4 separate regions of the Homo sapiens genome follow, and all the other regions are linked to region 1. The links are chromatin contacts, found by Hi-C or POLR2A ChIA-PET in ENCODE. All regions are on one chromosome and are shown on one strand. The core of a region is the stretch at or near the end of the contact, and the rest is flanking DNA. Distances in the headings are between cores, read along the strand shown. Region 1 holds the start of AGK (acylglycerol kinase). Region 2 overlaps TBXAS1 (thromboxane A synthase 1). Region 3 holds the start of PARP12 (poly(ADP-ribose) polymerase family member 12). Region 4 has its middle 38 kb from the start of PRSS2.

What was found. Hi-C counts contacts between places; a loop is a spot of excess contacts on that map. ChIA-PET counts read pairs that join two places held with the same protein, here RNA polymerase II (POLR2A). Pooled maps may share reads with other maps.
Region 2: a map with no recorded cell type shows a loop between it and region 1 (4-fold over the local background). The contact joins the enhancer-like site here to the promoter of AGK in region 1. A Hi-C loop is called at or near these places in 2 of 37 single-sample maps with no recorded cell type and 4 of 50 pooled maps.
Region 3: a map of CD4-positive, alpha-beta T cell shows a loop between it and region 1 (12-fold over the local background). The contact joins the promoter of PARP12 here to the promoter of AGK in region 1. A Hi-C loop is called at or near these places in 2 of 168 maps with a recorded cell type or tissue (CD4-positive, alpha-beta T cell and naive thymus-derived CD4-positive, alpha-beta T cell), 1 of 37 single-sample maps with no recorded cell type and 10 of 50 pooled maps. POLR2A ChIA-PET finds 5 or more read pairs at or near these places in 1 of 52 experiments (B cell).
Region 4: a loop to region 1 is called in a map of naive thymus-derived CD4-positive, alpha-beta T cell, with 8 times the contacts of the local background. The contact joins the enhancer-like site here to the promoter of AGK in region 1. A Hi-C loop is called at or near these places in 2 of 168 maps with a recorded cell type or tissue (GM12878 and naive thymus-derived CD4-positive, alpha-beta T cell), 3 of 37 single-sample maps with no recorded cell type and 12 of 50 pooled maps. POLR2A ChIA-PET finds 5 or more read pairs at or near these places in 1 of 52 experiments (activated CD8-positive, alpha-beta T cell).

Annotation. Positions count from the first base shown.
Region 1 is chr7:141,547,415-141,553,987 of GRCh38, reverse strand. It overlaps AGK (acylglycerol kinase), which reads right to left and starts at 2,578. Exons shown (of 16, transcript NM_018238.4): 1 at 2,554-2,578. AGK-DT (AGK divergent transcript) reads left to right here and starts at 2,644. Exons shown (of 6, transcript NR_183408.1): 1 at 2,644-2,844. RefSeq lists silencers at 2,334-2,513, 2,694-2,783.
Region 2 is chr7:139,913,480-139,920,052 of GRCh38, reverse strand. The region is part of intron 4 of TBXAS1 (thromboxane A synthase 1); the gene reads right to left. Among named protein-coding and RNA genes, the nearest start is that of TBXAS1, 88 kb to the right of the region's middle. RefSeq lists enhancers at 2,846-3,145, 3,048-4,247, 5,149-6,348. Within about 2 kb of position 3,637, at least 22 of the 41 ENCODE cell types and tissues checked have a DNase peak (open chromatin) inside an H3K27ac peak, as active enhancers do.
Region 3 is chr7:140,059,129-140,065,701 of GRCh38, reverse strand. It overlaps PARP12 (poly(ADP-ribose) polymerase family member 12), which reads left to right and starts at 2,751. Exons shown (of 12, transcript NM_022750.4): 1 at 2,751-3,180. The coding sequence starts at 2,855. RefSeq lists an enhancer at 2,604-2,813 and a silencer at 2,824-3,143.
Region 4 is chr7:142,805,362-142,811,934 of GRCh38, reverse strand. It overlaps TRB. Among named protein-coding and RNA genes, the nearest start is that of PRSS2, 38 kb to the right of the region's middle. RefSeq lists a cis regulatory region at 2,334-3,225 and an enhancer at 2,347-3,546. Within about 2 kb of position 2,999, at least 10 of the 41 ENCODE cell types and tissues checked have a DNase peak (open chromatin) inside an H3K27ac peak, as active enhancers do; they include GM12878, where a contact is called at or near this core.

The DNA of each region.
Region 1 (6,573 bases), core at 1,329-3,828:
AATGTACTTTCTAAGTTTTTGAAAATGAACTTATTTTCTAGATAAACAAAAATTTAAGCAAAATTTTTTTATGACTATCTGTTAGTGAGGTATATAGACCAAGAAAAAAAAAACTGTTTCCACTTAAAAGTCCAGTTCTTTTATGACTCCCTTTAAATCCCATTGGTTAAAATTCCTCTCAAGGGTAGAAACATCCTTATCAAAAGCAGCAGTGAAGCCAGTGCCAGGGAGACCATCTTCCTGTGAATCCCATACACCGTCAGGCTGACACATGATTCCAAAGGCCCAACTAATTCTTGAACTCCTCTCCATCTGGCCCTAAATCACTCCTTCATTCAAGAGCCCTTTAATAAACACCTATATGGTAGGCTCTGTGCTGGGGGTGAGGGCAGAGAAGAATGGGTCTCATGCGTTCTCTCAAGTGCTCACAACTGTCAAACCCACAATGCTAACACAATTATACAATTATGATTGCAGTACAGTGGGATAAATGTCGAGGAGTCAGCACAAGGCTTTGTGAGAGTCTGCAAGAATGAACCTAACCTGGTCTAGGGCTGAGGGGGTGGTGCACAGTCAATGAAGTCTTCCCTGAGCCTTGAATAATGAGGAGGAAATCACTAAAGTAACGAAGGAGTTTTGTGGATGCTATTGTCTGAATGCTGTGTTCCCCAAAAATGGTGATGTGGAAGCCCTATCCCCATTGAGATGGTATTAGGAGATAGAGCCTTCGGGAGATAATTGGGTCATAAGAGTGGCTCCCATGAAAGGGATTAGTGTCCTTATGAGACTAGACACTACAGAGATGGTCTCTCTGCATTGTGAGGATACAGCAAGAAGACAGATCTCTACAAACCGAGGAAGAGAGCTATCACCATGCACTCAACCATGCTGGCACCTTAACTTTGGACTTCCAGCCTCCGGAACTGTGAGAATTAAATTTCTGTTGTTTAAGCCACCCAGTTTTTGCTATTTTTTTTTTACAGTAGCCCAAACTGAGAGTGTACAAAGGCATAAAAGACAGTAAAGTGTGTTGAGAGAAACATACGTAGATAGTTGAGGGGAGAATTAGGTTCATGGCTGAGACTGGAAAAAGGGGGTATGATCTAACAGTAATACGCTGGGGAGAATTTAGCAAGGCCTATTTGTTCTGATTCTTCTCTGTGTACCTGTGTCTTCAAAGATAAGGGCATTCCTTTCCTCGATCCTATACTTACAGGATGAGCACCTCTCACTGAAGGGTCTTATACAGAAGAAGGTCAAACAATTCTTTTATGGCCTGCTTCAGGGGAGAAAAGTGGGAAGACACAAAGTGACTTTCCTGCTTCAGTTGTTTCCTCTAATGCCAACGAGTCATATTTTGCGGCAGTGTGTCCTGAATCTCATCAACAGCGGAGTAAAAATTGGAGTGTCTAGAACAGGGGTTCTCAACCTTTAGTGCAGAACTTGTTAAAAACACAGAATCCTGGGAACTGCCCCTTCCCGCAAGAGTCTCATTTGTTCTGGAATTAAGCTGTCATCTTCACTTGTTAACAAGTACTCCCATGTTGGTTGCAATGGAGGTCACCACTATACCAGACTTTGAGAAACAGTGGTTTAGAGATAAAGGATTGAAGACCAGGTGGGATTAGAAAAGACCTTGAACCCACACTAAGGACTTTGGCTATTATTTTGAAGACAATGAAAAACCTTTAATGGGCTTTAAGCAGGTGAGTGATATAATCATATTTGAACTGTTAAAAGACCACTTTATAGCAGAATGAAAAATGAACTGGAAGAAGCTAAAATTAAAGCTAAAGAGAACCATTAGGAAGTTATTGCCATAATCTGTAGGCTCCTAAAAGAACAAACCAAGATAAAGGATGGATTTGGAAAGCTTTAGAAAGTAGAAATTGGCAGCAGTTGGTGGTCCATTGACTGTAGTAAGTGAGAGAGGAGGAACCAAGCCAGGTTTTTGTGCTTGGGTGACTGGTTGAATAGTGATTTCAGTCATTTAGATTTGAGTGGTAGGTTTGTGGAGAAAAGTAGTGCGGTTTAGGAGATACTGAATTTGACACGCCTGTGGAGTATCCAGGTGGAAATGTTTTTCTTACTAGATAGTGAACCCCTCATGGGCAAGTTCGTCTATCCATCTGCAGCACCAGAACCTAGTAAAGCGCCAGAATGAATGAACCAACCAACCCATCAATGGATCTGATACTATTGGCCCCATTTTGCAAAGGGCTATGCTGAAGCCCAAGGGACGAAGTGAGGGGGGTCCACAAGTTAGCGACAGCTCTGGGACTCGAACCCAGGACAGCTGACTCCCGCCGTGACCACGGGATCCGCGCGAGGCCCTCCCCTGCCGCGCCGGCCAGGCCCGCACCCCCTACCCTCAAGCCGCGCCGCCGCCTGCACCCACGACCCCTGATGCTTGGGTCCCCGCGGCTCTCGGCCCAGCGCGACTCCAGAGGCTCCGCCCAGCGCCCCGGGCCCCCATCCCGACTCCCACCCCGCTCGCGCGCTCAGTCCCAGCGACCCGCACTGCGCTCCCCGCCTGGGCGCCGCTGCACTCACCACGGCTGGTCCAGCTCGCGGCTCTGCCTTTCCTGTGTGCTCCCTCCAGATTCCCCGGCTCGTTCAAGGGAAACCGCTGCCGCCGCCCTCGGGTTCCGCCGCGGGGCTGCGAGCGCGCGCGGGCCAGTTCGGGCCGGGGGCGGGAACCGGCTCGGATGCTCAGGGACGGTGGGGGTGGCAGGGCCCACCGGCTTGAGGCTGCCTTTCCCGGCGTTCCCTCGTTTATTGGCTCACTCTTCCTTTCATCCATCCATCCTTTGCGCAACAATATTTGATGGGAAGCCTGCCAAGGTAACACTGTTTTAGCACCTGGAACTAAGTCGGAAAATAAATTAACTAAATGAACAAGGCCATTGGAGATGGTGCTCCGTGCCACGAAGAAAATGAAACGAGGTGATGGAAGGCAGTGCGGGAAGGGGGAGAACTGTGTGAAATTAGGCGGCCTGCGCTAGGCCTTCTGAGTAAGGGGCCATTGGTCTGAGACCTGGATGTCAAGAAGGAGCAGCTGAAGCAAAGATCCAGGGGAGAGAGCCTGGAGAGGGAAGGGCCCGTGCAAAAGCTGAAAAGCCTGGGGCACTCTGGCGAGTTGCAGGCCAGTGTGGGTGAGACAGAGAGAGCTAAGGAGACAGGCCAAGCGAGGAAGCTGGAGAGGTGGAGACAGGCCACGGCGGCCAGGAGTTTGGACATGACATTAAACAGGGCGAGAAGACATTGCGGGGGTGCAATCAGGGGCTGGTGGGACTGGTTTCCATTTCACACAGCTCTCTGGCCACAGGTGCTTGATTGGATTCTAGAGAACAAGAGAGCAACGGAGAAGCTAGGCCAATGCCAACCTCCAGACAGTTTACATTCTGTACTCGCCCACCAGATTGGTGTGGGGACAAAGCCAGGTCCTTCTTCTTTCCAGCATTCAGTCTGCCAACTTTTTTTTTTTTTTAGACAGGGTCTCACTCTGTGGCTCAGGCGCTAGTGCAGTGGTGCAATCTCAGCTCACTGCAGCCTCTGCTTCCCGGGTTCAAGCAATTCTTGTGCCTCAGCCTCCCGAGTAACTGGGATTACAGGTGTGTGCCACCAGGCCCAGCTAAATTTTTTTGTATTTTTAGTAAAGACGGGGGTTTTGTCACGTTGGCCAGGCTGGTCTCGAACTCCTGACCTCAAGCGATCTGCCCGCCTTGGCCTCCCAAAGTGCTACGATTATAGGCATGAGCCATCGCACCCGGCCAGTCAACCAACATTTGAGTGTGCACTAGGCCCTGCATCAGGCACTGGGGGTATGCTCAGGTACAAGGCCCTTCATGGTTCCTGCCCCATGGAGCTTGCTATCTAGTCTGCACATTTCCTACGTGTAGACATGCATCCTACCTATGTCTCCCTAGGTGAATGCTTCAAAAAAAAAAGGCCGGGGCGGGGACCTTCAATGAGGCTATGGTGCAGTAAACATATTCCTTATGCCAGGGTGCACCAATCCATTGGGCCACACTGTTTAGTAGCAAGAAATTTCTAGCCCTCTCTCCTGAGTCTCCATCTGTAAACTAGGGGACTGAGAACATTACTATTAAAAAAAAACCCTTCTAGCTCTAAAATGTTGTCATAGGGTATGGAAGACCATTATTTTCAGTTCCTCTTTTCCAACTATCTAAAGCGTTTGTGTTTGGAAATAAGCTTCTGAACTGCTCACCTGCAGGCTAGAAAAATCTGAGACTTGATTTTGATGTTCCAAGGGTCAGACTCAGCGTATGCTTTAGGGCTTCAGCATGAAAGTGGTTCCCCAAATAAGAAAAGGTCAGCTTTGATGAAGGATGAAGAAGGATGGAAATATAGGAGATTAAGGGAATCTGAATACACACCTGCAGGCAGATGTGTAGGTTGGAGTTTTGGAGACCTATACCAATTCTACTCTCTTCCAAATACCATTTTACTAGGATGCATTCAGATTCCAGAATAATCAGGCACAAGCTCTAGCCAGCCCTGAATGGGTTCCTGCAGCCCAACAGAAACCTGACACTCTGACTTAGGCAGCCCCAAGAACTTCTGTTAGGCTGGGCGCAGTGGCTCAAGCCTGTAATCCCAGCACTTTGGGAGGCCAAGATGGGTGGATTGCCTAAGGTCAGGAGTTTGAGACCAGCCTGGCCAATATGGTGAAACTGTCTCTACTAAAAGTACAAAAATTAGCCAAGCGTGGTGGCAGGTGTCTGTAATCCCAGCTACATGGGAGGCTGAGACAAGAGAATTGCTTGAACCTGGGAGGCGGAGGTTACAGTGAGCCGATATCGCGCCATTGCGCTCTAGCCTGGGCAAGAAGAGCAAAACTACCTCTCAAAAAACAAAACAAAACAAAACAAAACTCTTAGTCAAGGATTAACACAAGTTCCCTCTCATAGTCAAAGAGAGTCCTGGAGAGCTTCCTTTGCTGATCCGTGTTAAGGATCTACGATGCCAGAGAAGACTCAGGTCTGACACTCTGGCCCTTAGAGGCCTGGAACAGTGCCTCGGGCACAGTCCCTGAGGCTCAATGGCACATTCATGCCACAGAGAGGACCAAAGACAGATCCAAATGCACACAGCCAGAGAGAAGGGCTTGGCTTATGTACTTCCTTTTCCATGTTCTTTGTTCACTATCACTAACAGCTGAGCGAGGTTCCCAAGGAGCTATTTGGAATTTGCCTGGGTCTTCAGCTCTTGCCTGGGATCGTCAGAGAAGAACATTTTGCACTGTCAAGGATAGGGACTTGTGTCTCTTTTCACAACTAACACATTGCCACATATAATACTATACTTTATGCATATTGAAATAAGTGACACATTGAAAGTATGGGCCCCAGTTGCTTACAAAATGAATTTATGTTCCCTTGAGGACGAATGTACTGACTGACATCTAGTAGCTCCCAGGAATGGAAGAGTCTTACAACTCAAGATCTCTAGCATTTTCCAAATATGGTGGCTGACCATCCCAGTAGCTTCTCATTAGTCCAGAACCAATCCTGAGGTAACATTCTCTTGGCTCAGAATCTGTTTGGTTTTGTTTGTCTGTTTTTTGAGACAGAGTTTCGCTCTTGTCACCCAGGCCTGAATGCAATGGCGTGATCTCAGCTCACTGCAACCTCCACCTCCTGGGTTCAACCAATTCTCCTGCCTCAGCCTCCCAAGTAGCTGGGATTACAGGAGCCTACCACCACGCCTGGCTAATTTTTGTATTTTTAGTAGAGATGGGGTTTCACCATGTTGGCCAGGCTGGTGTTGAATTCCTGACCTCAGGTGATCCGCCTGTCTCAGCCTCCCAAAGTGCTGGGATTACAGGCATGAGCCACCGTGCCTGGTCTGGGCTCAGAATCCGTTATTAAGGATGTTACAGGGAAATGACCTTGGCCTAGAAATAGGGTGAGAAGAAACTAAGACAGGAGTGCCATGGTCATTCAACAAGAAAGAGTATTTCACTCTCCAGTCAGATTGCCCCCTACTGTGGAAGAGTGTTCAAGAACATAAGACGAGAGAAAGAATCAAGGTTTAAGGTAGTCTCACATTTCAATTTTTTGCTCATTGACAAGATATATAGAGATATATAATTTTTTATATGTGTATAAAAAATTCTCATACTTGCAACCTCCCTCTCAGTTGTGTACATCAACTACATACAGCTAGAACAGCAATGATGGCATGCTGAATTGCTGTCAATTGATTACCTAGAAAGTGGGCACTGTGTGACTCTCACCTCTCAGTTATCCCCTCCCTGCCTTTACCACCTCCCTGAAGCCCCTGAAGTTGGTCAGCTTCACTCAACCTGGTGGTATAATAAAATCCATTGCAGGGGTAGGATTTGGAGTGGTTGGTGAACCCACCACTCTAGAGTCTGAAGCTTACAGGTGTAAAACAAAAAGGAAGGAAGGAAGACTGGTGGAATAAATAAACCAAAGGTAAGTGGAGCCCCCTTCACCATTCTTAGCTTCTTTCGTAACTGTTATGTTGTATCATTAAAGTGTATTGTACATTTTATCTCCTTACCTAACATCCATTGCCCCTTTC
Region 2 (6,573 bases), core at 2,388-4,887, 1.6 Mb after region 1:
TTTATGTTTAGGGCTGTACAAGCTCTGCTCTGAATGGTGTCTGTGATTATGCTGTGAATAATGATGGAGCAACTACTGTGTGCCAGGTGCTGTACTGGGACTGGAACTATCAAGACAAAGAATGGAGGGTGGGAGTGGGGTGGCCTATATCACCAATACTTGTCCATCTTACAGCAAACACAGTACTTTTCATATTATTTCATCAACTCTTGGGTCATTCTCCAGCAATTAGGAAACACTGCCCTGAGGAGCAGGTTATTGAAGAAAACCAACACCTCGGCATTCCATGGGTGCATGAAGACAGCAGCCACTTACTGAAGGTTTCTCATGCACCAGCCCAGTGATTCTCGACTGGCCTGGTAAAGCCACACAAGAACCACTGGCTCCTTCCAGAGTGTTGCAAATGCATGGAATGCATTTCTGCTGTAACCGGGTTCATGTATTATCGGGAGAAAGGGATGAAAGGCATGATAGAATATGAAGCTATAGCCACAAATGTTTTCTTGTGTTCTGGAACATGCAAGAAATGGACTCAAGATCTAGATGATCTCTGGGATGACTTGACAGATGATCAACAGTTCTGAAACAGCCACACAAGGCTGAGAGGCCAGCTGAACAGAGCGAGGTGCTTCTAAGGACTCCAAGAGATAGTGTTATACCTCAGTGGTTGTAATGTGAGTACAGAGAGCCAACTTGTTTATGCCAACTAGTCTGCAAAAATATTAATATCAAAAAGAGGACCACGGTCACAAAGACTAGGTACCACTGTTACAAACGTTGTTTCTAATTCTCACACAACCAGGCACAGATGAGGACAGCCATCGTGCAACTTGTCCCCTTCCCACCTGGAGACGTGAAAGACCTGGCACTGTCCCCTCATTATATTATAATCAACTGAGACTCAAGAATTCTGTCACTTGTATAACCCCAAATTCTATACTTGAGGCCATTGTCAATTTATATCTATTGCTATCTGGCTGTACAAAGATTTGAACCAAATAGGGCTTATATTTTGGTGGTTTGAAATAGTAAAGGTGTCCCTTTTACTAAAAATAGAGTATAAAAAAATTAAAATGTAAAAAAAAAATACCAAAAATGAAAACAGTAGTGGTCTTACTCTTCTACATGTCAGTTTTCATTCATTCCCTCTGCTGGTAGAAGGTGGCCATAGATTTGACATCATCTTCGCTCTCTCTGTGGGAGAGTGTGACTGGCCTGAGAGAATGGCCTCCGGGTGAGGTTGTGAGATGTGTCCACAGCTCGAGGGGTCAGCTCAGGGGCATGTGGTGGCTAAAAACAAATTTGGGCTCTATCTGCCTAGTCAGCTTCAGCTGCTGGAAAGGGGCCTCTTCTAATTATGGCAGTCCTGCCTGACGGAGTTCCAGCATTTTATCCACTGGGGAGGAGGAGGAAGCCAGGCGCTTGGAACTGTGCTTCTATCAGCCCCAAAGCTGACAGTGAGGGCCCCTCCTGAGCGGGGAAGGGAATCTGGGGGCTTGTTAACTCTTATCTTTGCAGGAAACTCTCCAACAGATCTCAGCAGAGTTTCTGGCCAGAAGCAGTGTTCAAGAAGGACAAGGGTGTTCCTGATATTGCACTTGACATGCTTGGCTGCGAGAATAAATTTTCCTGAGGGGGCCTAAGAGGGGCTTGTTCCTTGTACCTGAAGCTCCAAGTGGCTCTATGGGACGCTGGTGGGACTCCGTGGCTCCCTGTGGCTGCCAACGGTCACGTGAACTGGGCACCAAACAGACCTTAGGGATTAGCTAGTCTAATGTATTTTACACAGGAGGAAATTGAGAATCAGGAGGTTAAAGGATTGTCTGAAGGCCACACAACTAATAAGAGGTAGCAAATCTGGAATCTGATTTCATTTCTTTAAACTAAAATCAAAGACATTTCACCATACTACTGAGCTATGGCTTAGAAGAGGGAAAATGGGAAGAAGAAAGGGAATGTCATAAGAAGGAGATTGGGGCGGAGAAAGACAGGGAGGATCAGGACTTAGTCACTTGATTTCCATGGAATGTTCTGGAATATATCCATTGAGAGATAAGAATTGATTTTATGGTTTATTTCTCTATTCTCATGCCTAAATTGTAGATATTAATCTCCTGGTTTACACACTTATTTCTACTTCTGCCACGACAAAAGTTAGGGAAATATGGCATAAATATCAGAGCAAGCTTTTACTAATTTCTTTTTGTTAAAAAAATATATAAAGATAGCTTCCTGCTGAACCAAGAGTCTAGTAAGACACAAAAATATGAAATCATTTTCAACAAGGTCTTGAAATTTTAGAAAAATCTCTGCAAGGCAGAGAGAAGTACATTTGAGCATTGAGAATCAACACCACTTAACACTATTCCTGTGTTCCCAAGGCATCACAAGACACTCAGTACTTTTAAAGATGTTAGAATTAAAACTTAGCTACCATGTTGGAAACGAAGCTCAGTGTGTTGTACTGATTAAATGTAATGCCATGGATCTGGCTTTTCTAGGACTTAGCCATGTCCAGACATTAGAAAAGCAGGTGAAATGGGAGACCTGCAGGGGACAGGCATCCCATTGCGACTGTCACCTGGGAATTCCAATGGGGCAGCCCATCCTGCAACAGGAAGCTTCCAGTTCAGATTGGAGGGTTTCCTATGCACAGCAAAGACCTTTCGCCATACCACTGGGCTATGGCTTAGAAGAGGGGGAAATTAAAAGAAGAAAGTGGGTGTTATAAGAAGAAGATTGCGGCAGAGAAGGAGACGGAGGTCACATAAAACAAAGAGGCCTCAAAATAGAGACGGGGGCAGGCAAATGAGGTTGCACACCTGTGTTTCTGGTTTCACTGCCCTCTGTAGTCTGTTTGTGCTTTCAGGAAGAACTTCTCCCTTGCTCAGAGCTGTAGACCCGTAATGTGAGTTGACCTTTCTCAAGAAATGCACAGCTAAAAAAAGTTGGCAAGGTTTGACTGAAGCCATGAGAGCTTCCCTAGGTCATGCATGGCAACCACTCTCACAAGTAAAATCTTGATGCACATGTTTGAACATCTGAGTGTCTTCATTTACTCAATGTTTGATTTAAGAGAAAGAGAACCAGGAACTCCAGGTGAACAGTTTTCAAAAACTGTCAGTGGTTACAGGTGTAGGAATGAGTTCAAGGGGGGCGGTTTTATGGCAAGTCTGCCAAGGGCCCCTCTCTCCTCAATGGATGCCAGCAGGCGGGTCCCTGTGGCCCCCGCACAAGGGCGTCTGACTCACCTGTAGCCCTGAATTGAGCTTTCCTTGCCAATTAGCTCTGCAATGAGCCAACATACTCTTTTCTTCCTTCGATAGGAGGCTGCTGCAGATACAGAGGACAGGAAGGTTTCCAGTGACTAATTTGCCTATAACTTTAGTCATCTTCACCAATGCCAAGGAGTTTGTGGTTTCACAGTGACTCATCCTGCAATGTTCACAGCTGTGTGGAGAGCGAGTGAAGCAGCCCCTGAGAGGCTGAACCTGGGGCAGCCAGGGTGCCGGGTATTGATGGTTCGGGATAAAACCACCCACCACGTCCATCACATGGCTTTGGACGTGACTCTTGTGTGTCAGTGGTGTGGCTCGACCTGTGCCTGGAGAGGTGACCTCTGTGTTGCTCATGAGGACCTGAGAGATGGCACTCCATACTGCCACTCCAGACCAGAACCCACATCTCCAAAGCACTAGGCTTAGTGTTTTGACACATCCCTGACATGCCTATCTGACCAGACCAAGCTAACATGGGCCAAAGACTGGCTTACCTCTTATCACCCTTCCCACAGCTCCCTAACTCTAGGCCTTGATAGGAGGCCAAGAACAAGAAGTTCTGCCTCTGGTTGTGACCATTTCTGCTGAGTCATGTGGACTCAGCTCCATTTTCCACAGATATTTAAAAAAGAGCTGCCCTATGGTTTCATTAGGTACCGTACCTGACAGCAAAGAAGAGCTCATTGAAAATATCTAAATAGAAACATCCGAGTCCTGATGTACCAGGACGACTGAGCTTCTATAAGTGCCAAGAAGATTGATTTGGGTTTAATGATAAGCTGTGGTTGCACCATCATGGAGCAGTTTCAGGAAGCACTGAGGACATTGATAGAGACCTACAAGGTCCACGTGGAAAATGAGCAAGATGAAGCAGAGACATTGCACAGACTCCAGAGGCCCAAAAACTGTGAATGGGAAAGCATGACATTAAGAACTGCCGCTCCGGATCCAACCCACAGTCTGCTCCAGCCAGTGTTCTGGAGTTTGGAAAAGAATATTTCACAGGATGATATTTGAATTCACACATTTGTTCAATGTTGTTGTATGTCAGGGAGCTCCCTGTTGCATCACCCCCACCTCCAGTGAATATGCTCTATGGATCCCTCATGGGATGCTTACGGCTCATGTCAAATTTCAGAGCTAAATCCAGCTTCCCAAATCAGGGCCCTTCTCCACCAGGCTGTCCAGGGACAAAACTCAACGTAACTCAAGCCTGAATTTGTGAGCAGACATGGGCTCTCCCTGTTGGAGAATGAGAGCATGCATTATTTAAATTCCTTTTCACTTAATTTATCAAACTAATATGCCGAGGTATTTTCTGTATCACAAGGGACCGTTTGGTAGCAGCCTGCATGGAGTAAGCATTTAATGTTTACCGAGTGAATGTATAATAAAGCTGAATTGCTGAACGCTTAAGTAAACATGGCCTATTAGAGGGAAGGCAACGTGGTGTCAGTAAGGAGAAATCACGTCTCACTAATCTCCTTGAGTTCTTTGAGCAGATAAATAAGCATATGGATAAGAGGGAACCACAGAACCCAATTTAATTTGACTTTCAAAAACCTGTGAGAAAATCCCACTTTAAAGACTGTTTTTTAAAAAATTGAGTCACTAAGGGTTGTTTTACCATCGATATGGAATTGGCTTAAAGACCATAAACAAAGCTACACATAAGTGGATGCATTCCCAGATGGAAAACTATAAACACTGGGATTTCCTGGAGATCTTATCTATGATGGGTCTTTTTACGTGTTTGTGAATGACCGAGACGAAGAAGACTATATTGCAACTCCAGGTTCAAGTAATACCTCATTCTTCTGGGAGGAATGTCAAGTTGATGGAAATTCCATTCAGTTGGAACAAGAATATATTGGATGCTGAAGAGTCAATATGTGTTTATGTCATGGGGTTTAAAAAAAATACAAGATACAGTTCTTGGCCTTAAAGAGCTAATAATCAAGCTAGAGTGAAAGCCATATCCTCCTTCACTGTAAATACTGGAAGGCACAAGGGGATCAACTGTGACAACGAGTGACACACATGGTGAGCGCTGCCAGAGTTCAGGGAAGGGGAAAAGTGCATGTGGATGGAGGCAGGGAAGGCTTCCTGGAGGAGGCAGTATCTGAGGAGTGTCTTGAAGAACAGCAAGAGTTTGGATGGGTGTGGAAGAGGTGGAGGGTTTTCTTGTGAGAAGCAGTAATGTGTCACCTGCCAAGTACTGTGTAGAGGGAGAGGTTATATGCATGATCCCATGTGGCTTTATGACAGCCCAGTAAGGTGGATCATATCCCCCAACTCCAGGCCTTGAGAGGAGGCCAAGAATAAGAAGTTCTGCCACTGGTTGTGACCATTTCTGCTGAGTCATGTTGATTCAGCTCCACTTTCCATGGATATTTTTAAAAAGAGCTGCCCCAGCTCTTTTTTAAGTTAAGAAATGTGGCCAGGTACAGTGGCTCAGGGCTATAATCCCAACAATTTGGGAGGCCAAGGTGAGAGGATCACCTGAGGCCAGGAGCTCGAGACTAACCTTGGCGACATAGTAAGACCCCCATCTCTGCCAAATTTTTTTTTTTTAAAATTAGCCAGGCATGGTGGCACACACATGCAGTCCCAGCTACCTAGGAGGCTGAGGTGGGAGGATCACTTGGGCCCAGGAGTTTGAGGCTGCAGTGAGCTCTGATCACACCACTGAACTCCAGCCTGGGTGACAGAGCAAGACCGTGTCTCCAAAAAAAAAAAAAAAAAGATATGTGCTCAAGCTCACGTCATAATCAATATGAGCCCCACTGTTACACTGCCTTCAATTCTGAGGCAGTGTCAGCGTGAGCAAGGCAGAGGTCAGGTCTCTCCAGAGCAGGTGAGGGTGAGCAGGGAGAGGCTGGAGTGACGATTTGTATTGGGGAGCAGTGAGAGACAGGGTGGAGCACACACAATGGATCTAAGACACAAGGGCCCTTAAATATCGTCTAGGGAACTTGAACTTAGTCCTGAAGGCTTAATCCTGTGCTGAGTGGAAGAGGACGAAAATTGGAACTCTACTCTGGAGTTTGGGGCACTGGACCTAGTCTGCGTGGAGGGGTGGGTGAGGGGATGGTGAAAGAAATTAGAAACGGCAGACAAATGGCTTGGAGGATAAATTGATCAAAGCTGAGGGCAATATTATTGTGTCCTCCTTGCTTGGACATGTGCATTGAGTATGTCTGCCCCTAGCAGGCCAAATCATTGACCTCTTCTAGGTCAGCTCTCAGGGTCACATGTCCTGGTATCATGGGAGGAAATATGGAGACACCAGTTG
Region 3 (6,573 bases), core at 1,502-4,001, 1.5 Mb after region 1:
GGTACTAGGAACGTGGGCTGTAAGTTTTCAAGGCTGCCATGGAACTAGAGATGGGGGTGCGATAGGACTAGGGTAAATTAAAATACTATAAATATTGCTGTTCTTACTGAGAGTTTGCTGTTTTTCCTGACTAAATGCCAGATGGGTTGCTGCAAACCTGTGACTAATTTCTAGGGCTCTAAGAAAGTTGATTCTGACAATTTTTGTCAGTTCTTTCCTTGCTTCCTTTATGGAAGGGCAAACTTGCTGGGATACTTAATCCACCATTTTCACTGACATCACTCTTCCTTTCTTTTTTAAAAAATGTTATTTTATTGCAAAAAAATATGGAAACCACAACTAAAATTAACTTTTTTTTTGAGACGGAGTCTTGCTCTGTTGCCCAGGCTGGAGTGCAACGGTGCGATCTTGACTCACTGCAACCTCCGCCTCCCTGGTTCAAACGATTTTCCTGCCTCAGCCTCCCAGGTAGCTGGGATTACAGGCACACACCATCACACCTGGCTAATTTTTGTATTTTTAGGAGAGATGGGGTTTCACCAAGTTGGCCAGGCTGGTCTTGAACTCCTGACCTCAAGTGATCCACCCACCTCGGCCTCCCAAAATGCTGGGATTACATGCGTGAGCCACTGCACTCTGCCTAACATTTTAAATTAAAAATTAACATTTTAGGCTAGGCGTGGTGGCTCACTGTAATCCCAGCACTTTAGGAATCTGAGGTGGGAGGACTGCTTGAGGCCAGGAGTTCAAGATCAGCCTGGGCAACAAATGAGACAGTGTCTCTACAAAAAAATATAAAAATTATCTGGGCATGGTGGCACGTGCCTCTAGGCCCAGCTACTTGGGAGGCTAAGGTGGAAGGTTCGCTTGAGCCCAGAAGTTCCAGGTTGTAGTGAGCTATGACTGTACCATTATACTACAGCCTGGGTGACAGACCAAGACCTTGTCTCTAAAACAATAACAAAAACAAAATTAACATTTTATACAATGAAAACATTAAAATCACAATTAAAATCCAAGAGAAAACCCTTCATTCAATTTCCTAATTAAATAAATTCATTTTCATTTGTCCATGTTACTATCTAGTCTTTATCCATACACTTATTATTTACATTTTTGTAGTAATAGTACAGGTAATTTTTTTTTTTTTTTTAAAGATGGAGTCTCACTCTGTCGCCCAGGCTGGAGTGCAGTGTCATGATCTCCGCTCACTGCAATCTCTGCCTCCCGGATTCAAGCGATTCTCCTGCCTGTCTCCCGAGTAGCTGGGATTACTGGCGCCCGTTACCACGCCCGGCTAATTTTTACGTTTTTAGCAGAGACGGGGTTTCACCACGTTGGCCAGGCTGGTCTCAAACTACTGACCTCAAGTGATCCGCCCGCCTTGACCTCCCAAAGTGCTGGGATTACAGGCGTGAGCCACTGTGCCTGGCCTATAGTTAAGATTTTTATATTCATTTTTAGTGAATGTTATACCGTATACCGTAAGTACTCTCCCCCCACAATCCTTCTGCCTCTCATCTTCCCTTTTCCATTTTCCTAATACCTCCTACTGCCTCCTCTCAACTACCCTTGTGTGTTTCTTCATCTTTCTCCGTGCTTATTCAAAAATATCCTGCCACACACACACACACAGGCTTCTCTTTTTGTTATTCAGACATTTAAAAAAATTAATTCTTGATCATTCAACTTGATTATTTAGACATTTCTGTACAGCCATCTTTTCTCGTTTACCACCACATCATGGCTGTCTGCCCCTCTACATCCGCACACGGAGCTCTAACGCATGCTTGTTAAACAGCCTTCGTAATAGTCTTTAAAGATCAACCACACTGTTCCCACGTAACCCTACCTCCCAGGTAGGGTTCCCCCAGTAACACTTTCACACATAACTTATTTACTGTTCCTTTTACTTCTGGAAGATTCCGAGAGGAAAGATTGCTGGGTCAAAGGTCACACGCGTTTTCAATTTTAATAGCTATTCCTGGATTACCTCCTCAAAGGGCTCTAACAACTCGCATTGCTCTCAGCGTGTGAGAGGGTCCTTTGCTCTGAAGGGTCTTCTAAAATATTTGTTCAATCGTTACTTAGCAGGGGCTGGGAGTAACGGATTTTATTTTATTTTATTTTATTTTTTGAGACGGAGTCTCGCTCTGTCGCCCAGGCTGGAGTGCAGTCGCGCAATCTCGGCTCACGGATTTGCTCTTTTAAAGGACATACCCTTTTATGTTTAAATGAAGGAACTCATTGATGCACCGAGGCGAAAGGAACCTTTAATTAAGTGCGTCTTCTATGCGGAGTGATCGCTTTTGTCACTTGTTCGAGGGGTGAGAGCTCCCGTCAGTTGTCCCTGTTTCTGTGAGCCGTCTACGAAGCCCGGGCTTGGCCTGGGCGACGCTGAGCGGCTTTAACCGGCGGCGTCCAGCCGGCTCCGCCAGCGCTGCCGCCGCCCTCGAGGCTCCCTCTGACTGAAGGCGCGCTGAGCATCGCGGCATTAGGGGCTCCTGGTCCCTCAAACATCCAGGGAAGCCATTTTCAGGGACTAGGTACTGACCCCCGCGAGCCGCCACAGCCACAGCCCGCGCTCCGGGCCGAACGCCCGAGCTCAAGAGCTCCCGAGCTTCCGTCGGGCGGCGGCCTCACAGCTGGGGGCCCTGAGGCGGAAGGCGCAGCCGCTCAGCTGCGGACCGGGGGCGTGGCGAGGGCGCACAGGTTCTGTTTTTCGCCGGCCCGGGGCCGCTTTCGGTTTCGTTTCCCGCCGGCGTCTCCACCCTGCGAGAGCCGCCCGCCAGCCAGCGTCCGCCGCCGTCCGCGTCGCGCCACCCGCGGTCCGACGGGAGCAGGCCCAGCGGCCATGGCCCAGGCCGGCGTCGTCGGTGAGGTCACCCAGGTGCTGTGCGCGGCCGGGGGCGCCCTGGAGTTGCCCGAGCTGCGGCGCCGCTTGCGGATGGGCTTGAGCGCCGACGCGCTGGAGCGGCTGCTGCGGCAGCGTGGGCGCTTCGTGGTGGCGGTGCGGGCGGGCGGCGCAGCCGCGGCCCCGGAGCGCGTGGTGCTGGCCGCCTCGCCGCTGCGCCTGTGTCGCGCGCACCAGGGCTCCAAGCCGGGCTGCGTGGGGCTCTGCGCGCAGCTCCACCTCTGCAGGTTCATGGTCTACGGCGCCTGCAAGTTCCTGAGAGCCGGGTAAGGCGCCGCGCCGGGAGCGACGGCGGGCGGAGGTCCTGCGCGCCCTCACGCACTTCCAGCCCGCTTGGGGGTCCTACTTGAAGTTTGAGCAGACAATTCGGTGGCTCTGCCCTGACCTCGCACCGTCATTCACTAAAGCGAGCGTTTAATGAGCACCTGCGGAGTACCTGGCACAGTGCGAGGGACTCAGGGTCGAGTGGGGTCCTCTAGACGCCTGGGGGGAGAGAGTGATTTACATAGAGCATGGTAGTGCCGGGTGGAACACCCGGGTGTGGCCGTGTGGGGTGGGGAGGGAGGGAGGCGGCGGCTTAGGGGAACTCCACGACGCCGCGGGTCGCCCCTTGCCAGCTTTGAGGCCAGACAATGAAGGTTTTCTCTGCCCAGCAGCTGGTAGAGATCTTTAAACCCAGTTCAACCCTATTAATCTGCTTACAAACTGGAAAATGCAGACTCCCTGCCATCGCCCACAAGGTCCTGGGGCACTGGTCCCTGCCCACCCAGGACCCTTCTGTGACTGGAACACCCCCCCCCCCCCGGGCATTTCTGGGAGCCTGGGCATTTCTGGGAGTCTTTGCTCTGCCTGGAATGCCCTTCTTGCTCTTGGTTGGCCCTATTTGTTAATCCTTCAGGCCTCAACCTAAAGATCACATCCCATTTGAGGATTTTTCCTCCCCTTACTCTTGGTCACAGGGAACTGTTTATTTTCCTCATGGCACCCAGCTGCCAGTAGAATAGAAACTCCCTGAGGGCAGAGGCTCCAGCTGTCTCCCCAGCACTTAGCGTCCATGTTCTGTGCATAGCATGTGGCCAGTGGGATGTGTGGAAGGGATTGCTGAGGTTTATGCTAAAGAATTTGGGCCTCACCCTGGAGGTGATGGGGCGGGTAAAATGGCAGGAGAGAGCAACCATCAGGTTTGCGTTTTAGGAAGTCTAAGGTAGTGGTGTGGGTGCCAATTTAAGGGAGGATGTTGTGGGGGAACCACTGGGAAGCTAGTCATCAAGGAGAATTCCTTCCTCCCCTGCTCCCTCCTTTCTTGCTTGCTCCCTGTTTTGTGTGTGTGTGTGTATGTTTGTCTTAATAGAGTAGATATTTCTTGCTCATGTCAGGCCCAGTAGTGAGCATGGGGTGGGGGCCTTGATCCATACAGTCATTCAGGGATGCAGGCTGACTGACCTCCGCTCTGTGCCCCTCAGCACATGGCTCTTGAGGCCAGCCTAGGTTATCAAGTTCGAGGGGGCTGATCGAAAAGAGGGATGCATGGGAGGTTTTTGTGGGCCAGGTCTAGAAGTGGTGGATTTCCTTTCACCCACATCCCATTGACCAGAAGCTGTCTCGTGACCCTGTCTAGATGCAGGGTGACTGGGAAATGCCTCTAGGAAGCAGCTGTCTGGAAGTATCTAGATTAGAGCTTTCCAAGGGCTATGTGTGTGAGAAATTTGGGATAGCTGGTGACGGTGTGATGAGAGGATATGTGAGAGGTGACGACTCTTCAGTCTCTGTTCCTGCGGTGGCCTGGGTGTTGTTCACTGAGAGAGCAAGAGAGGGTTTTAGTTTGGAAGCATGCCCAGGAGGCAGCTGTTCAGGTCAGAAGCTTGGGAGGAAGGCCAGGGCCCCAATGCGCTGGGCTGGTTTGGGAGATATTGGGCGGTGTATGTTGTAGTTGCAGCCCCAGGAGTGGATCAGATCTGAGGTAGCGTCTGAGGCCTGAAAAGAGGCTGAGGGTGGAACTCTGGGGAAATCAGCCTTCAGGGATGAGGCAGTCCAGGGGAGAGCAGGGAACAACAGCCCACGAGGAGGAAGGCACACAGCAAATGGTGGCTGGATAGAGCCACTCATGGGGGTAACTGGTAGATCTGTTTCATGTTCATATTTGGTAAAATAAAGATGGCAGCCCTGTTCTTAAGCTAGTTCCCAAAATGTGGGGTCAGGTCTGACTTGTCTCGGAAATCTGTAGTGTGATATTTACTGGCTCAGATGACCTTGAGTTTTCTTCTTTCTTCAGTTTTCTCTTTTCCTTGTGGTTTACACAGGTGAGTTTCTTGAACCTTCCATTTCTGACTCACTTTAGGGAGAGTGGGTGTGGTTGGCTGCACTTTTCTGCTTCCCCTGTGACTCTGCTTGTCTTCCTGAACCGCAGGGTCAGTTCTTTTAGAAATAGCTCATCAGTCCTGCTGCAGAGCTGGTACGGAGTCCTGGGTGCCTGACTCTTAGTCCTCTACTCAGGAGGCATTGAGCCTGGTGGTCTAGGGCACAGTCCCAAGATCCAGCCCACCTTGTTTCAACCTGGGCTCTGCTCCTTGCTAGCTGATGGCTTCGGGCAAGTGACTTTACCTCCAGGTCTCAGTTCCCTCATCTGCAAAGTGGAGTTAATGATATTACTACCCTCACAGGCTGGTTGAGGACTGAATGATTAACTCATAAAACATTTTGGCAATCCCCGATATTTGGCAGTTGCTCAATAAATTTTAGTAGTCATTATCATTGTTACCATCAGTCATCGTTACACTTATTAGATATATTTGGCTCTGGCAGCACCAAATTATTTGCCCCTCTTCTGGAATGTTCTTCCTTTCTCTTGCTGTCTCCTCCTCACCCTTTAAGTATTCCACTCAGGCTTTATGCCATCCAGCATGCTCCCCTGATTTCTTCCCCAGTTCTCTCCCAGCCCTGACTGGCTCAGGTGCCCTTCCGCTCTGCGCTGACAGATTCTGACAACAGCTGACGTTGCACTTTCCACTCCGTATCAGAGTCTCCTCTATGTCTGTCACCTCCGCTAGATGAGGGAAAGAGAGCAGGCAAGGATGGCTTCAGGGTTTTTGGTCTGTGCAGTGGGAGAGGGAAGTTGCCTTTTACTGAGCTGGGGGATTCTGTAAAAGGTGCAGGTTTGGGGTGGATCAGGGTTTGGCATTCTCCTGAGATGTGGCATAGGAGGCATGGCAGTGCCAGAGTCAAACAAATGCTGTTGGCCTGACTCTTCTGGGTCCTGGTGACTCAGGCAGTCATTTAAAGGTTTATCTTTGGGTTCTCAGGGCATGGTGCCAATGTCTGGCTCACCCTGGTGCTTATCAGACGCTTGTGGATGGAAAGAATGGAGGAAGAGAGCAAAAAAAAAAAAGCTAGGTTCAGGGCTCTGTGTGTGTGTGTGTGTGTGTGTGTATACACGCCTGCACGCATGCACATATGTAACCTATAATGATAAGATGCCATGCTCATTGATTCAGCCTGTGGCTAACTGCTTACCGACTGACTGCTGTGCAGCAACTCCTCTTTGTCATTCTCATCAAATGCTTGTTCAGAGGCGCTGTCCTGGGCCTTAGACCTTGCAAGGCCCCATCTCCTCCTTGGTAAATACACATTGGATTTTTTGTTGTTGTCATGTAGACATGCTG
Region 4 (6,573 bases), core at 1,750-4,249, 1.3 Mb before region 1:
GTAATCCCAGCACTTTGGGAGGCTGAGGCAGGAGGATCACCTGAGGTCAGGAGTTTGAGACCAGCCTGGCCAATATGGTGAAACCTGTCTCTACTAAAAGTACAAAAATTAACCGGGCGTGGTGGCAGGCGTCTGTAATACTAGCTACTTGGGAGGCTGAGGCAAGAGAATCACTTGAACCTGGGAGGTGGAGGTTGCAGTGAGCCAAGATCATGCCACTGCACTCTAGCCTGGGTGACAGAGCGAGACTCTGTCTCAAAAAAAAAAAAAATAAAAATAAGCTTGCACTTAGAAATTTTGGTGATGTTTGAGGTTTTAAAAAATGTCCTGTTGTACTATCTTGTAGCCCTTCCTTTGTAGCAAAGACAGACAGATGGTGATCCAAGAGATACGCAAGAAGAGGACCGTGTGTGTAATGGTTGAGCTCTAAAAAAGAGAAATCACTTGGATGGAAATGAAGGAGAGGAAAAGGCTGATGTGGATGGCTGGGAAGAGGTTCGATGGTTACCTTGGCAACTGAGCTTCCTTCCTCATCCCCATCCCTCCCTAGTCCTTGTTCTTAAAAAGATTTTCTTTCTAATGTCCCTTCCCCTCCACAAGGGGGCACAAGATGTCTTAAAATACTCCATTCCGGGCATCATTTAACCTAGATCAATCCAGACACGTGCATATTTCTAGTATCATTTAATCTGAAGTGGAAAATCTGAGATGTAGACACAGAGTGATCAAGAACATATGGAATAATGCCCAGGGGTCCCTACTGAACTTTAAGGATCACCTATGTATTAAGCAGCTATTATTTGCTGGACACAGTGAGTCATTTTGAGGATTAAAAAGAAAAATAAAATGTACTCGAGATGGTGTTGGGCACAGTCATAGCATGATTTAGTCAAAGCACTTGATTTTTGTAGTCTAAAAATTTGCTAGTTGTTATGAACTTGACCTAGTTATTTAATTTTACTAAGTTTCAAGTTTTTCCCCACCTATAAAACTTGCCTCATTGAATTGTTATGTGTATTAAATGAGATGGTGTTTATAAAGCCCTATTACAAGCTCTAATTTTCAACAGGTATTATTTTCCGCTCCTTAAGCTTACAAGATTATTTTCATTACAACTTACCCAAGAGGAAGACTTAGTTAAAAAATTTCAAATCATAAACTACAAGTATGTAATAAATATTAATATTTAAAATGCTAAACATGCTTGGATGGCAAAACCATGAAACTTGAACCCTATGCTGTGCCTATTCAGATGCTGATTCTGTAGGGGCTTTATACAGCTTCAGAATCCTCATTAATAGAGAAATGTCTCAGGCAATCACCACTAGTCAAGTAGAATTAGTAGAGACTTGAGGCAGATTTTTCCTTCCTGTAATATACTGCAAAAATTCTGGAAAACTTCACAAAGGACATAAAATTGTAGCTAAGTTTAGCTCTTTAGGAGGCTAATAGTTATATAAGCAAAATGACATTGCAAGCAGGAGAGTCAGTTTGTGTAGAAATGTGCAGGTCTATGTGAATATTGTAAGTTTTAGAGAATCTGAAGAAAAAAAGTCCTGATCATTGCACAGAGCATCCTAGAGACAGGTGAGCATTGAAGGAGAGGCTTGAAAGCCACCTAAATTCAGCAGAACAAATTAACATCCTCCATGTTATCTGCTCTTATTCATGCAAGACTGTTCATTCCCATAACTGTTTCCATACCATCTAGGACTCAGAAATCCACAGTCATTATAATTCCAGGGGACAAAGGAAAGCAGTTTAGGATGACCGATCCTGTTCAGACATGCTGTCTCTTGCCAATAATTCATCAAACTCACTTGCCCCTTTAATCAGATGAGGCTGTCTCTTTTCTAGGAGAGCTTCCAGGATTTGCATCTGATTTTGCAGATGTGCAGGATGACTATTTCCATATATCTCCTTCCCTGGCCAGTTGCACATGGAAGATTCAGGGCCACATGCTGGTGGCCAGAGGCACTCTCCCCAAGATGCTTCTCATAGATCTCAGCCACCCATGGGACTTATAAGGAGATACCCTTGTGCCTCTAAATAGATCTCAGCCACCCATGGGACTTATAGGGAGTCACCCTGGGGCCTCTGGACAGCTTGAGTAAGATGAAGAATGCCCGGGGTTGGGAAGCTGGTAATACTAAAATTAGGCGACTTCTTATTTTTGCCCAGGATTCAGTGGTTTGGGATAAGAATGCTACAATCCCTTGAGCTCCTGCAGAGCAGGCTTGACCTATTATATACCTGGTAATTTCCCACTACTTACTTTGGGGGTTTCTGCCTCTCTAGTTTTTCATTCTGTCTTGCATTATGTTCTTCTAAGATGTGTTAGAAAATATTCATCACACAGACCTTACAGGCTTTAGCAACTACAGGAAAAAACTACGAGGAGCCAGTCAATGCAGTGCACAAACACTGGCTCAGACATCCAGGGACTGTCCGTTTTGCAGTCTGTTGGTTATCTAGGGCTACCTCTCCTGTGACTCATCAGCACCTCTCATTACATGAGTGGAAGGAAGTGGGAGGATACATGTGGAGGGAGGTGGAAGGGAGTTTGGGGGGCAGGTGGGAAGAGAGAGTTGCCTGAGTGATGTGGGACCAGAAGGGATCCCAACTGGGTCAGAGCAGTTATTGCAGCTGTTTTTCATTCTCCACTATCTTCATGGTGCCCACTGTGGCCTTTGATCTTGTGCATAACCTCCAGCAGGTGTAAAGATGTGTTGGGGGAGGGGAGGCCTGCACATGGATCTGGGATACCTAGATTCCCCTCTAGAGACCCTGCCCCTCCCCTCTGAAGTTCTATTTCTACTGCCAGGATGCTAACCAGGGGCCCAGGTAGAAAGAGCAGCATAGGAGGGGGTTGGGTGCCGGATGCGGTGAGTGTGGTTCTCATGATGCTCTGAAGGTGGGTGGGTGGAGGGAGCAACTTTCACAGGCACCCCAGATGCAGGACCCAGTAAATGTCAAACCACATCCTGTTGTGACTGTAAGAGATGGAGCTAGGGCAGGTGGCTGCTGTGGCTTGGTGCTGATGTGACTCAGAGATAAACAGCCCGGCAGCCAGCACTGGGCTCAGAACCCCCATTCCTACCCCAGTTGTCAGCTATTACCTAAAAGACCCCGATTTACATCTCATTACTTCCCACCTTTTGATTCAGGGCCACTCTCCTTTTTAACACAATTTTCTTGTCATTCATGGCCCTAGACCTTTTTGATGGAGGAGGGCCAGGGAACAGGTGTCAGGGCTCCAGTTGACTCTTGCTAACTGTGGGACTCCAGTGCCAGTGCTGTCCTCTTCCACCATCAGACTGTCTGAGACTATGTCACAGATATGTATGATTTGAGGCCAGGAAGAGCTTAGCTTCTCTGAGTTCCCATTCTCTTGGTACTTCAGAGACTGCAGGCTTTGAATCAGAGAATCTGAAGAGCAGAGTTTGAAGATTCTTAGAGATCACTTTACCCAATGTCCTCATATCACAGAGGAGGACATATAAGCCCAGAGAATAAAAATGAGTTGTTCAGAGCCATGCAGCTGGGGCCAGAGGAGGACCAGAAGCTAATTCTCTGTGTTTTAGCAGCTCCTGGACTTCAGACAAGGCTTGGGGAATGTGGGGTCTCTGTTGAGCTGTGATCTTGCTATGAATTTCATGAATCACTCTTATAGTAATGAATCAGGCAAGATGATCATATCTGAGATGGCATGAGGATAGAAGGATAAATATAATGAATCACAAAATTAGAATCCTGCAGAATCTTAATAGGTTGGAGAGATAAGCTGAATAAACATGATAAACATTCTCTCTCTCCCTCCTCCCCCACCAAACAGAGAAAACCATCTATATGAACACAGGAAGGGGAATATGTGAAAGAAGGATATGTGAAAAAACACCCAGGGGGTGAGTCAAAGTGAGCTCTGTGAGTCAACGGGATGGTGAGCGTACAAAAAGTAGATAAATTGTCCTAATGGAACCAACTAACGTATAAGATGTTGAGAAAGAGGAGGCAAAGTTCCCCCTTTACTCTTTGTAGGTCAGAACCCACCTGGTGCTGGGTCAGGTCCTGTACAACACATTTTTTAAAAGATAGAGGGATAAAAACAAACTTTAATGTTTTCAGAAGGGAGTGATTGGGCTATGGAAAGTAGGACGTGCTCAAAACTGTGCCCTATAATAACAAAATTGAGAAAACTGAAAATGTTTTGCCTGAAAAAAATCTTCAGGTTGGTAGTAGTTATAATAACACCTAATACTTACTGATATTGTTCTAAAAGCTTTACATGTTGTGTGGGTTAAATGAGATAAAACGATCTTATGAAGTTGGGCTTGTAATTGAGCTCATTTTACAGCAAGGAAAACTGAGTCTCAGAGGTGATCACTTGCCCAGGGTCACATAGTTGATAAATGACAGAACTAAGGCTTAAACCCAGGTCTCTGCATTACAACATCTTCTTTGCTACGATAATGTTTTCATCCATCCACTACATGCTTTTTTTCCATTCCAAAAACTCAAGTTTTAAAGTTTCTAATGATTCTGTCTCGCATAGATTTATGGGTTCTTGCCAGAATATGGGCACTCTGTTGCATGTAGACACCTGAGAGGGCTTTTGGGGGGACTATAGGGTCCCAGAGATAAGTGAATAGCAACTGTAGGTTGGCAAAAAGGAGCTGAGAATTAGCTTTACATGTTGTGTGGATTAAATGCTCATATTCACAGAGGGCAGTTGAGATCAGTTGCAGAGCAAGCTGATAAAAATCCTTTGGAAATAGTCACAGGTGTAGGCTCATTTTCAGATCCTTTTTGCTGACCTACAGAAGCCATTCACTCATTTTTGGGGCCCCATATTCCCCAAGAAGCCCTCTCAGGAGTCCACCAGCAGCAGAGATAAAGACTATGGATAGAGATGGGAGAGAAAGGCATGTAGTTGAGTCTATAGGAGAGGGGGATGGCGAATAGAAAATATCATGTCTGTTGGAGGGAGATGATTCATAAGTTCTGCCACAATAAAAAAAATAAAAGGACAGGCAGAGATGTAGGGATGTTAAGGAACCCAGGAACTTCAAATTCACAAACACAGACAGCAAGAAAAGGAAGGCTTCCAGATAGGAGGAAAGAACATTCAACCCTAGAATAAGGCAGGGAATATGTTGTGTTTGAGTCTAGGTGGGTTGGGTAGTCTTAGGTTATGGGGTCCCAAGCCTCAGAAATCAGCTTTTTGGGAGCCATGGGAGTTTGCCACAAGCAATGGAAATGAACTGTGATTAAAACTGTTGGCCATGCTTCATGCCATTCTATACTATGAGTCTTCTTATATAGCATAGGGGAGTTTCTAGGACATGGTAAAAGTGAACCTGGTGATGAGTCTGAGATGTCAGTAGAGAAGCAGAAAATGGATTCACTCATGGGTCCATGGCAAAGCTGAGTTCACCTCTGGGTTTTAGCCATTCCCGTGATCTCCACCAGCATCTCCCAACACCCCTAAATGAAAATATGGCTAGACATCTTTGCTCAGTGTTACCTGAGGAAGAAGCAAAAACTCATTTTTGTTTTCACTATGCAGCTTCAACAGAGGTCTCAAAGCACCAATATTCCATTCCCACATTCATTTATAACCAGAGAAACCTCACAAAGATTCTCCTATATAGGACATTTGGGGCTGTGTGTCACACAGACTGTTAGGGGCTGATATCAGTCTATCTCCACCCCTCCTTTCTGGGCCACTACAGAAGAAAAATGAGGAAATGGCTCAGGGACGGAAATGGAGACTTTAATATCTATTAGGATCCATTGCCCTTATCTCAAACTCTTATTATGAAATCACTCCCTTGAGAGAGAAAAAGCCTTTTTCTCTTGGATTGTCCCAGCAGCTCCCGACCATCCCCACTCCCCAACCTTATGTGGCCCAGCAATGAGCCTAGTAGTAGGAAAATCTCTATGGATACTGGTGCTGATGGGAAGATTCTTCCTCTCAGGAAGTGATGGTGACTGGGGCTCTGGGATGCTCACGGGAATCCCATTTCCCCCACAAAGAAGTTATTTTATTACACAACCATTTGGATGACCCCCTTTTTCTTCCAATTTCCCAAATAAATCTGTAAAGGTCACAGGTGAAGTTCTTCTCTTTAAGAGCTACTCCATGCTAAGTTCAGCGAGAACTTGGGGTACCCTAGACATTCTTCCAGAGATGCTTTTCTTGTAACTCTTTTCAATAAGTAAGCATGCTTTGCTCTGCACTGGGTGTCACCTGTGTTGGATGCTGTTGTCCCTGCCTTGCCCTATATTCTGTCCACATGGTTTCTTCATAGGATGATGCTTAGGTCAGCCCTGAGGTTTGAACCAGTCAACAAGTCCAGGTTGGTGTGGAGTCCCTTTAGTACCTCCCTTTGCAGGAATAATGCTGCACCCAGAAACTCCCTCAGAGCCTCTCCACTGGAGGGGCCTTGTGACCATTCCTGGTTTACTCCTCTTGTTCCAGCATCCCATGTGGCCAATGGGCCCCTTTCATTTTCAATGGTATCTCAATTCTTACAGTAAGTTATATTATTGCCCTACATCGAACTCATCTTT